Regions from separate parts of the Mus musculus genome. Here region 2 is linked to region 1. A link is a contact called in ENCODE Hi-C or POLR2A ChIA-PET data. All regions are on one chromosome and are shown on one strand. Each heading gives the region's core, a stretch centred on a gene start or an enhancer-like site at or near the end of the contact. The rest is flanking DNA. Distances are from core to core; before and after follow the strand shown. Region 1 overlaps Usp54 (ubiquitin specific peptidase 54). Region 2 holds the start of Myoz1 (myozenin 1).

Region 1 (4,638 bases), core at 2,082-4,581:
TCAGCCAGGCGTGGTGGCACACACCTTTAATCCCAGCACTTGGGAGGCAGAGTCAGGAGAATTTCTAAGTTTGAGGCCAGCCTGGTCTACAGAGTGAGTTCCAGGACAGCCAGGGCTATACAGAGAAACCCTGTCTCGAAAAGCCAAAAAAAAAAAAAAAAAGAAGAAGAAGAAGTTTGGCTCAGTACAACTAAGTAGCCAATATTGGTTCAAACTTTGGAAATCTGACCCCAAATTTAAGCACAACACAATTTGGAGAAAATTTTCCTGGTGATAATTAACTCAGTTCCATATGCACAATAAAGCTTAAGGCATGACTGCGTCAGAACTCTTTGTAAAGTTCATGTGATATCTTCCATAAAGATGGGTTCTATAGATTGACTGTATGTGACACCTTCTATAAAGATGGTTCTATAGATTGAGAAGCTCATGATAGATAAGGGGGGGGGGGCATCTGGTGAGGTCTTATCCACACTGCACAAAAGGGACCAGGCCATTAACCACCTCAGCCCAGCCTTTGGAGCAGGTAACAGGTCACTCATCCCTTCCTTTGAAGGAACAACCTGTGTGTTTAGCATTTCTGGTTCCCTTAGTGCTTACATGTGAGCACAAGATCCTCTGTGCCCTGCGGGGTAAGAGTGTGGATGTTGTGATCCAAGTTCCTGAGAGCATAAAGGAGGTTGAAGTACATTAGGAGACTGGAAAGGAGACAAGATAGGACTAGTCATGTGTCTCCTTTTTTCCATCCTCTCTCTTTATATACATGTATACACATAGACTATAGATCATCTGTGTATACTATATAACATGTGGTATGTACATGCTAACTGTTATTTTCCTCTATGTCATTTGCAACTATTTCTTCTAATCCTTGGCTTGTCTTAATCCTCTTGTCCATTTTCTTCTCTTTGAAAGAGCGGAAGTTCTTAATTATGAAGTGCAAGTCTACAATATTTGTTTTCAATCAATGTAATTTTTCTTGCCTTATTTGCACAGGCTACTTTCTTCAGAATAATGCTGAGTAGGAATGATTCCGTTAAGACATCATTACCTTGCTTGAGACTTAGGAAAGTAGGAGTGATCCTTGTTAAAGAAAAATCTATTTTGGGGGCAAGTGAGATTGCTTAGTTGGTTTATGTATATACCACCAAGCCTGACAACCCAAGGTCAATCCCTAGACCCCATATGGTGGAGAGAGCTAACTTACACACTGGTGGCCTCTATATTTGTACATATACATATATATATAATTTCACAGTAAACACCAGTAACAAATAAATGTAGTGGAGTTGGGTGTGGTGGTGTATACTTCTAATCCCAGCTCTCCTAGGGCACAAGATGAAAAGACAGCATTTGAAGGCTAGCTTTAGCTATGAGACCAGCCTCTTGCAAGACAAAGCAAATCTATTTTAGAAATATATGTAATGCCACAAACTCTACTGAGGGTGGAGAGCCAAGGAAGATCAGGAATTTAGAGTCGTTGGCACTTGATTTGAGTCAGGTTCTAGGATCTGAGGAGATAGCTTAGTGGATTTAGGGCTTGCCATGGGAACACGAAGACCTGAGTTTCGATCCATCATAGCCATGTAAAAATTTGGGCACAACAACAAACACCTGAAGCTCCATTGCCAAGGAGACAGAAGCAGGAGGATCACTGAGCCTGGATGGCCAGGTAGTCTAGGTGAATTGGTGATCGCCAGGTTTAGTTGAGAGATCTTGTCTCAGAAAACAAAGTGGAGAGTGATTAAAGAAGACATGAAGTGTCAACCCATGGTCTCTACATGCATGTGTGCACATGTAACACATACGAACATGTACACACACGTATTTCTTTAATCATTGATAGGTTAGTATAGTTTACTTTGTAGATCTTTAAAAAGGATCTATTATTTAAGTTGTGTATATTTGTGTGGGGACATTATTTTGTAAAATGTGTGTTTGTATGTGGGTGTGAGTATTGGTGCCTGCAGAGGCCAAAGACATTGGATTATCCTGGAGCTATAGTTATAGGTGGTTGTGAGCCACCTGATTGATATGGGTGCTGGGAATCCAATTCAGGTCCTATGCAAGAGCAATATATGCTCTTAACCTCTAAGCCATATATCTTCTTTGCAGACCCTCTTAAGTATACTCCTTTTTCTCTTTTCTTTTCTCTCTTTCTTTCTTTCTTTCTTTCTTTCTTTTTTTTTTTTTTTGAGACAGTATTTCTCAGTGTAGCCGTGGCTGTCCTGGAACGCTCTGTAGATCAGGATTGCCTTGAACTCAGAGATCTGTCTGCCTCTGACTCCCAAGCACTGGCATTAAAGGCATGCGCCATCACACTTGGACTAAGTGTACATTTATTGCTTGCAACAGACAATAGACTTAATTATTTGGGCTAATTTAAACTACTTTTTTTAGAATAATCATGAAGTTCAAATTTTTCTTCTATTATTATATAGTTTGTTCTTTGTGTGTGTGTGTGTGCATGCATGCATGCACGTGTGTATCTTGGTTTTTTTTTTTTTTTTTTTTTGAGACAGGGTTTTTCTGTGTAGCCTTGGTTGATCTGGAGCTTGTTCCATAGACCAGGCTGGCCTTGAACTCACAGAGATTCACCTGCCTTTGCCTCCTGAGTGCTGGGATTAAAGGTGTGCACCATCACTGCCCAGCTTGTTTTGGTTAAAAATAAGTGTAAGTGTATGTGTGTGTGTATATGTATGTATATTCATTTTATTTTATTTTTTGGTTTTTGGGGTTTTTTTCAAGATAGGGTTTCTCTGTGTAGCCTTGGCTGTCCTGGAACTCACTTTGTAGAACAGGCTGGCCTCAAGCTCAGAAATCCTCCTGCCTCTGCCTCCCAAGTGCTGGGAACTAAAGGCGTGAGCCGCCACCGCCCAGCTCCTAACCTATTTTTTTTTTTTTTATCTTTAAAAACAGATTATTAGAGCCATGCAGCTCGGAATACCATTTCTATTCTCATGTATCTTCAGTAGATGACACTAGAGAATGATTGTGGGAGTCAGTGCTGGACCTAGAAGCCAGCATTTCGTGTGGAGTTGAGTGTTTTTGCAATCAGTATTTGCCTGAACCATTTCAACTGCCTCTCTTGTCTTTGCTGTTTTCTGGCCGTCACTTTAGTTTCTGACATACCTAGCTAGTGTGAGAACTTACTGCTTTCCCCACATAATGCTGCGTTCAGAGCCCGTGACTCCTTTCTGCCACTGTGTGTCTTGTCTTTGCTGTCTGTGCTTGGGCATGTGTCATAGGGCAGGCAGGGCTTCAGTGAGTGCCTCATGTGGATACTAAAACCCCACCCACCTGCCAAGTCCTTTCTGCTGTGAGCCAAGTGGAGGCTTGCTACTTGTCATTCCTTTACAGCAGTTGAGCTGAAGGAATGCTGCACGGCTTGTTGGAAGTTCCTCAGTGGCCTTGAATATGCAGTTCATGAGGGATATGTAGAGAAGTAGGGGTCTTACAGTCTTTGTTGGAGATGTGGGTTCCTCCTGGTTCTACATTCATCAACAGGTATTGATAGTTTATGACCATCACTGTGATGGATGGGGGCTTTGGGAATACTATAATAAGATACATAATTAGGTGACAAGTATCATAGCTACCTAGTTCCAGCTCTGCCACATACCAGTTAGGCAGGTTGATGTCTTTAAGTCCCAGGTTATTCTTCTGTAAAGCTGAACTAATAGTTTCTACCTGATAGGCTGTTGTGAAGATTAAATAAAGAATGTCAGTATAGTGTCATCATATGCTTGATACTAGATAGCATTTTATTTTATACAGTCATATGATACATGACGGATACTATATAAAACAAAAAGAGAGTAATAAAAACAGTAAATAAAATGACCATACAATGTCTAAGTAAATACTTTACTTGTGACGTGTAGGTTATGAAGATTATAAATAGCCCAGGAATGTAGAGAAGGGAAGAAGAGTTATGCAACCAGCTAATATTCCTGCACCTCAGCTCTCCACTGGACACACCGAGGACAGAGTCAGATGTTTTCTAGACAATGATTAAAACCTCAAAGAATTTTTGCTTTTTGTTGGTTTGATTGAAACAGGGTTTTGATATGTAGTCTAGGCTGTCAGGAGCTCACAGTCCCTCACCTCCAGTTAGGGAGGTCACCATGCCTCCAATTTTAGTTTTTGTTGTTATTGGGTTTTTTTGTTTGTTTGTTTTTGTTTATGCAGGGTCTCACTATGTAGCCCTAGCTGGCCATACTATGTGGACCAGGTTGGCCTTTATCTCACAGAGCTCTGCCTGCCCCAGCTCCTAAGTGGCGGGATTAAAGATGGATGTATTGAGTATTTTCTTTTTAATTTTAAAAACTTTTTAGATAGCCTTGCTATTTAGCCTAGGTTGCCTTAGAGTTACAATACCTCTCTGCTTTTGCCTCTTGGATACTGGGATAGTGGCACCTGCAATAACACCTGGCCTATTTTTGATTTTCTAAATTGTGTGTGTGTGTGTGTGTGTGTGTGTGTGTGTGTGTATACATACACACACACACACACACATATACATATATATGATATTAACTAAAGGGAGGCTTGAGATATTTGAATTCTAGCACTTCGGCCAGGTGTGGTTACACATACCTATACTGTGAGCACTTTGGCAAGAAGGAGGATTGCTGG
Region 2 (4,555 bases), core at 73-2,572, 46 kb before region 1:
TGTTTACTAAATTACACCCATGCCCACCCACCCCCAAAAGCCAATTCCTTAGGCAGCCGTATAAGAGTAAAAGGTACAGGAGCAAGCTGGTTTCAGGACATGAGTGGGAGATGAGGGAGGATCCAGGGTATTGCTTCAGCTCTCACCCTTCCTAATGCTGTGACCTTTGAATACAGTACCTCATGTTGTGTTGACCTGCAACCATAAAATTACTGCTATCATCATCATTTTAAAAATTTATTTATAGTATGTATATGAGTACACCATTGCTCTCCTTGGACACACCAGAAGAGGGCATCAGACCCCATTGCAGATGGTTGTGAGCCATCATGTGGTTGCTGGGAATTGAACTCAAGACCTCTGGAAGAGCATTCAGTGCTCTTAACCACTAAGCCATCTCTCCAGCCCCTATTATTATTATTATTAGTAGTAGTAGTAGTAGTAATTATTATTATTATTATTATTATTATTATTATTATTATTATTATTATTTTGAGACAGGGTTTCTCTGTGTAGCCTTGGCTGTCTTGGAACTCACTTTGTAGACCAGGCTAGCCTGGAACTCAGGGATCTACCTGTCTCTACCTCTCAAGTGCTAGGATTAAAGGTGTGCACCACCCACCATGCTTGGCATCATAAAATTATTTTTGTTGCTACTTCATAACTGTAATTTTGCTACTGTTATGAATTATAATGTAAATATCTATATTTGAGATATCTGACATTGACCCCTATGAAAGGGTTGTTTGACCCCCCATGGGGGTCAGGACCCACAGGTTGAGAGTACCCACGGGCCTTTGTAAGATCATCTGCACTAGGGTTCACTAAGTTGGTTCCTCACCCTGTCAAGATCTAACCCTCTTAGACAGAAAGCCAACCTATTCAGGAAGTTAGAAGCAATGCCACTGTGAAAATTTCCATCCTATCTTCAACTTAGGGCTTTAATCCCTCCCACCCACAAATACACTCATGGGTCCCCTCCAGCCCTGGCCTGGAATGGCCCTGAGTAGCCCACAATTCATGTTTTCTGTTTTGTTTTTTCCTATACCTACTCTTAATTCTTACCCACCACTATCTGCTCCCTCTCGGCCTCCTGAAATGCTTCTTTGGAGAAAGAAGGCAAGGAGGAGGCACACCCCTTCGGCTGACTGATCCCTGGCTCAGACAGTCTGGTGGGAACATTTTGTAGCCCTGTTTCCCTCTTCCTGAACCTCAGGCAAAGAGGGCAGGCTCTCGGTTCCAGGGTCTCAGTACCCCCTGTGCCATTTGAGCTGCTTGTGTTCATCAACTCTATTAATAACCTCCTCCCTCCCCCACTGCCGGTGCTGCCCCTACGCTCGCTCGCCCCGGCTCAGGTTCTCTAGTCACTGCAGCTTAGTCCTCCGAAGCTGCTGGACCCCGGGGAGAGCCGACCACCAACTGAGCAGCTGGTAAGTCTATGGTTCTATCTACCGGAAGAAGGGGCTGGAGCCCACTCTTCTGAGCTCCTTGTTTGCAACTGTGATTCTCCATCCTCAGGGAATGGTCTCTCTTCTCATCTCTGCTCAGCTGCCAACAGTCCAGTTGGAGTTACAGAGTTGGAAAGAAAGGGACCTAAGGAGTTGGGAGGAATTAAGATATGTGGGGAGGTACCTGACAGATGGGAAAGGGTGCTTTGGAATGCCACTAAGTTGGTAGAGTGTGGTTGTGTTTGTGAGACAGGACACCACGGAAAATAGCAGGGCTGTTAGGGAGAGGATGGTGTGCATACATTTTCTTATCTTGTCGCCATCCACGGCCAGATCTTATTCCTGTGTTTCTGTTCCCCCCACAATTCTCTACTTCCACGTACTATATTGCTGAGCTGACATCTGCCACAGCTCAAATGCCCTTAGCTAGCTCTCTGCTCCAGCCCTGAACCTTGGGATCGGAGTGCCTGAAGGAACAAGGAACATACCCATGACCTCTCGGGCCACGTTCCAGCTGGCCTCCTGGAAGATCAACAACCTCTCCTTCCTATGGAGAAGGTTTCGTCTGAATCTCAACACTAATTAGCAGAACATTGCTTTACGCCCATGGACCCCAAGGGAAGCCTAAGGAGGAGACTAGAGTCTGGAGCCACAGTTGTAGTCTGATATCCCGATACAAATAAGGACTTTAAGTCACGCCAGGCCCAGGAAGCCTGAGTGCATTGCTCTGCCAGTGTTGCTTTTGAAACCCCCTTCGGCCCTAGCTGTATTTCCGATGCCCACACAGGAGCTATGGAAAGTGGACACAGCCCTTGGTAAGAGATAAGGAAAGGGTACAGTTCTTCCTCCTGTCCTGCTTCCAAAGAAAACAGAAGACTGTGACAGTTTACGTTCTGGGGAATACTAATTTCTGTAAAGACGTATGCATGCGTGCACACACACATGCAAACATGCACATGGAAAAAAAACTGAAGAAATTTTGTCCTTAATCCCAAGTGTACGGCTGTAGTGCGGATGCTCATTCTCCCACTCCATCTCTCCTTCCAGGTCAGATCCACCTCCACCATGCCACTCTCAGGAACCCCGGCCCCTAACAAGAGGAGGAAGTCAAGCAAACTGATTATGGAGCTCACTGGAGGTAGGGTGTGCGTGCTTGTAGAGCCCCAATGCAGGACTTTTAAGAGCATGCCTGACTCAAGAGTCCCAGAAATGATGTAAGACAGGATATAAGTCAGAGTGAAAAAAAAAAAAAAAAAAAAAAACAAGAGGAATTGCAGCTGTAGAGGGTGTGGGAGACGGGATGATGGGAGGGGTGAGAAGGGGCAGGAGAAAGACACAGGAAGAACTCAGCATCCACTCTGCATCCTCCCATCCTTCCCATTGATTACTCTGAGACAACACCCTGCTAAGATACTGGACATTTTAGCAGGACCCATAGTCAGTCAAGTCCTGTGAGAACACAGGCTAGGCCTCACCAAATGGTTAACTTCCTTATTTCTTTCTAAGTGTTAGGGAACTTGTGTAAGCATTTAAAATAGGAAACTACACAGCCACACTCCCTGGGGATGCGCACGAGTTGCCAAGTGTGAAGTTCCCCTGATACCTTTGGAGTGAGAGTTCACTGAAGAAAAAAAGAAAGGAAAGAAGAGCAGGATCTGTGTTTAGAGGTGTGAAGCTGCACGTGGGATTGGCCTATCAGCTTTCCCGGCCCAGGGTGTAATTTCTCCCTTGGCTACTGTCTGTGGTGTTCTCTTATTCTTGTTCTCCTTCACTCCACGCCCATGCCCCTTGGCTGGGTCACCTCTTCACTGAAGTATTCCAACCCTATATGTCATTCCCTTTGTTCCCCTGTACTGTCTCTACCTCCAAGCCAGGAAATCAAAACAAAACAAAACCACTTCTTATGGGCTACGAATGGTAGTGCATGCCTTTAATCCTAGCACTTAGGAGGTGGCAGAAGGAGCCGGGGCAGGGGGCAGGGGCAGGGGCAGGGGCAGGGGTAGGGAACAGGGGACAGAGGCAGGGGGAAGGGGGAAGGTGCAGAGGGAAGGGGACAGTGGGCAGGGAGATCTTGTGAGTTCAAGGCCAAATCAGTCTAATAGTGAATTCCAGGCCAGTCAGTGCTACATAATAAGACCTTGTCTCAAATACACACTCACTTACACACACACACACACACACACACACACACACACACACACACACTCTGAAGAGATGGTGAGATGACTCAGTGGTTAAGAACACTTGCTGCTCTTGCAGAGGATCCAGGTTCAGTCCCCAGCACATACAAGGTGGCTCGCAACCACCAGTAACTCCAGTGCCAGGGCATCTGAACCGTCTTCTCACCTCTATGGGCACTAGGCATGTATTTGGTACACATATATACATGCAGGCAAAACAGTCATAATATAAAACATAAATAGATTTTTGAAAAATCTTTTAAAAGACACACAAGACTAACAAAAACTTGTAAACCATACAGACCCGGTCAGCATCCGCTCCCTAAATGGTCTCTTTTAGAATATACTCAGCTGTGGGGGATGCTTCCCTTCCCAGTCCAGAAAGCCCTCATTTCCTCTTTCTATTGATTCTTCTCTACCTCCTGGATAAGGTGGCCGGGAGAGCTCAGGCCTGAACCTGGGCAAGAAGATCAGTGTCCCAAGGGATGTGATGTTGGAGGAGCTGTCCCTTCTTACCAACCGAGGCTCCAAGATGTTCAAGCTACGGCAGATGCGGGTGGAGAAATTTATCTATGAGAATCACCCCGATGTTTTCTCTGACAGCTCAATGGTGAGTATGGACGTCAACCACTCTTGGCAAAGCCCGGTGTCTTTCCCGGCAACTTCTCAGTAGCCCCCCAAATTCCCCAAATACCACCAACCTTCTCTCCATGAGAACTGAGGAGCTCTTTATAAGCTGCTACATATATTACATTCCCAACCAGTCTAGGGTGGGTAACAGTCCATTTCTGAAGCTTAGTCCTCATCCTAGAGCACGTGCAGGCATGAGGACCATACCCATAGGGAGAAAATTCCTTCCCAGTGTGGCTACGTGTTAAAATAGTGTCGCCAGATAAAACACGGGACACTCAGTCCTATATTTTGACG

What was found. A loop is a pair of places that touch in the nucleus more often than their neighbours do. ChIA-PET counts read pairs that join two places held with the same protein, here RNA polymerase II (POLR2A).
Region 2: a map of regulatory T cell shows a loop between it and region 1 (2.2-fold over the local background). The contact joins the promoter of Myoz1 here to the enhancer-like site in region 1. A Hi-C loop is called at or near these places in 1 of 37 maps with a recorded cell type or tissue (regulatory T cell). POLR2A ChIA-PET finds 5 or more read pairs at or near these places in 5 of 5 experiments (Patski and embryonic stem cell).

What each region holds. Positions count from the first base shown.
Region 1 is chr14:20,609,009-20,613,646 of GRCm38, reverse strand. The region is part of intron 1 of Usp54 (ubiquitin specific peptidase 54); the gene reads left to right. Among named protein-coding and RNA genes, the nearest start is that of Usp54, 7.0 kb to the left of the region's middle. Within about 2 kb of position 3,331, at least 1 of the 3 ENCODE cell types and tissues checked has a DNase peak (open chromatin) inside an H3K27ac peak, as active enhancers do.
Region 2 is chr14:20,653,307-20,657,861 of GRCm38, reverse strand. Myoz1 (myozenin 1) reads left to right here and starts at 1,322. Exons shown (of 6, transcript NM_021508.3): 1 at 1,322-1,430; 2 at 2,496-2,586; 3 at 4,060-4,238. The coding sequence starts at 2,514.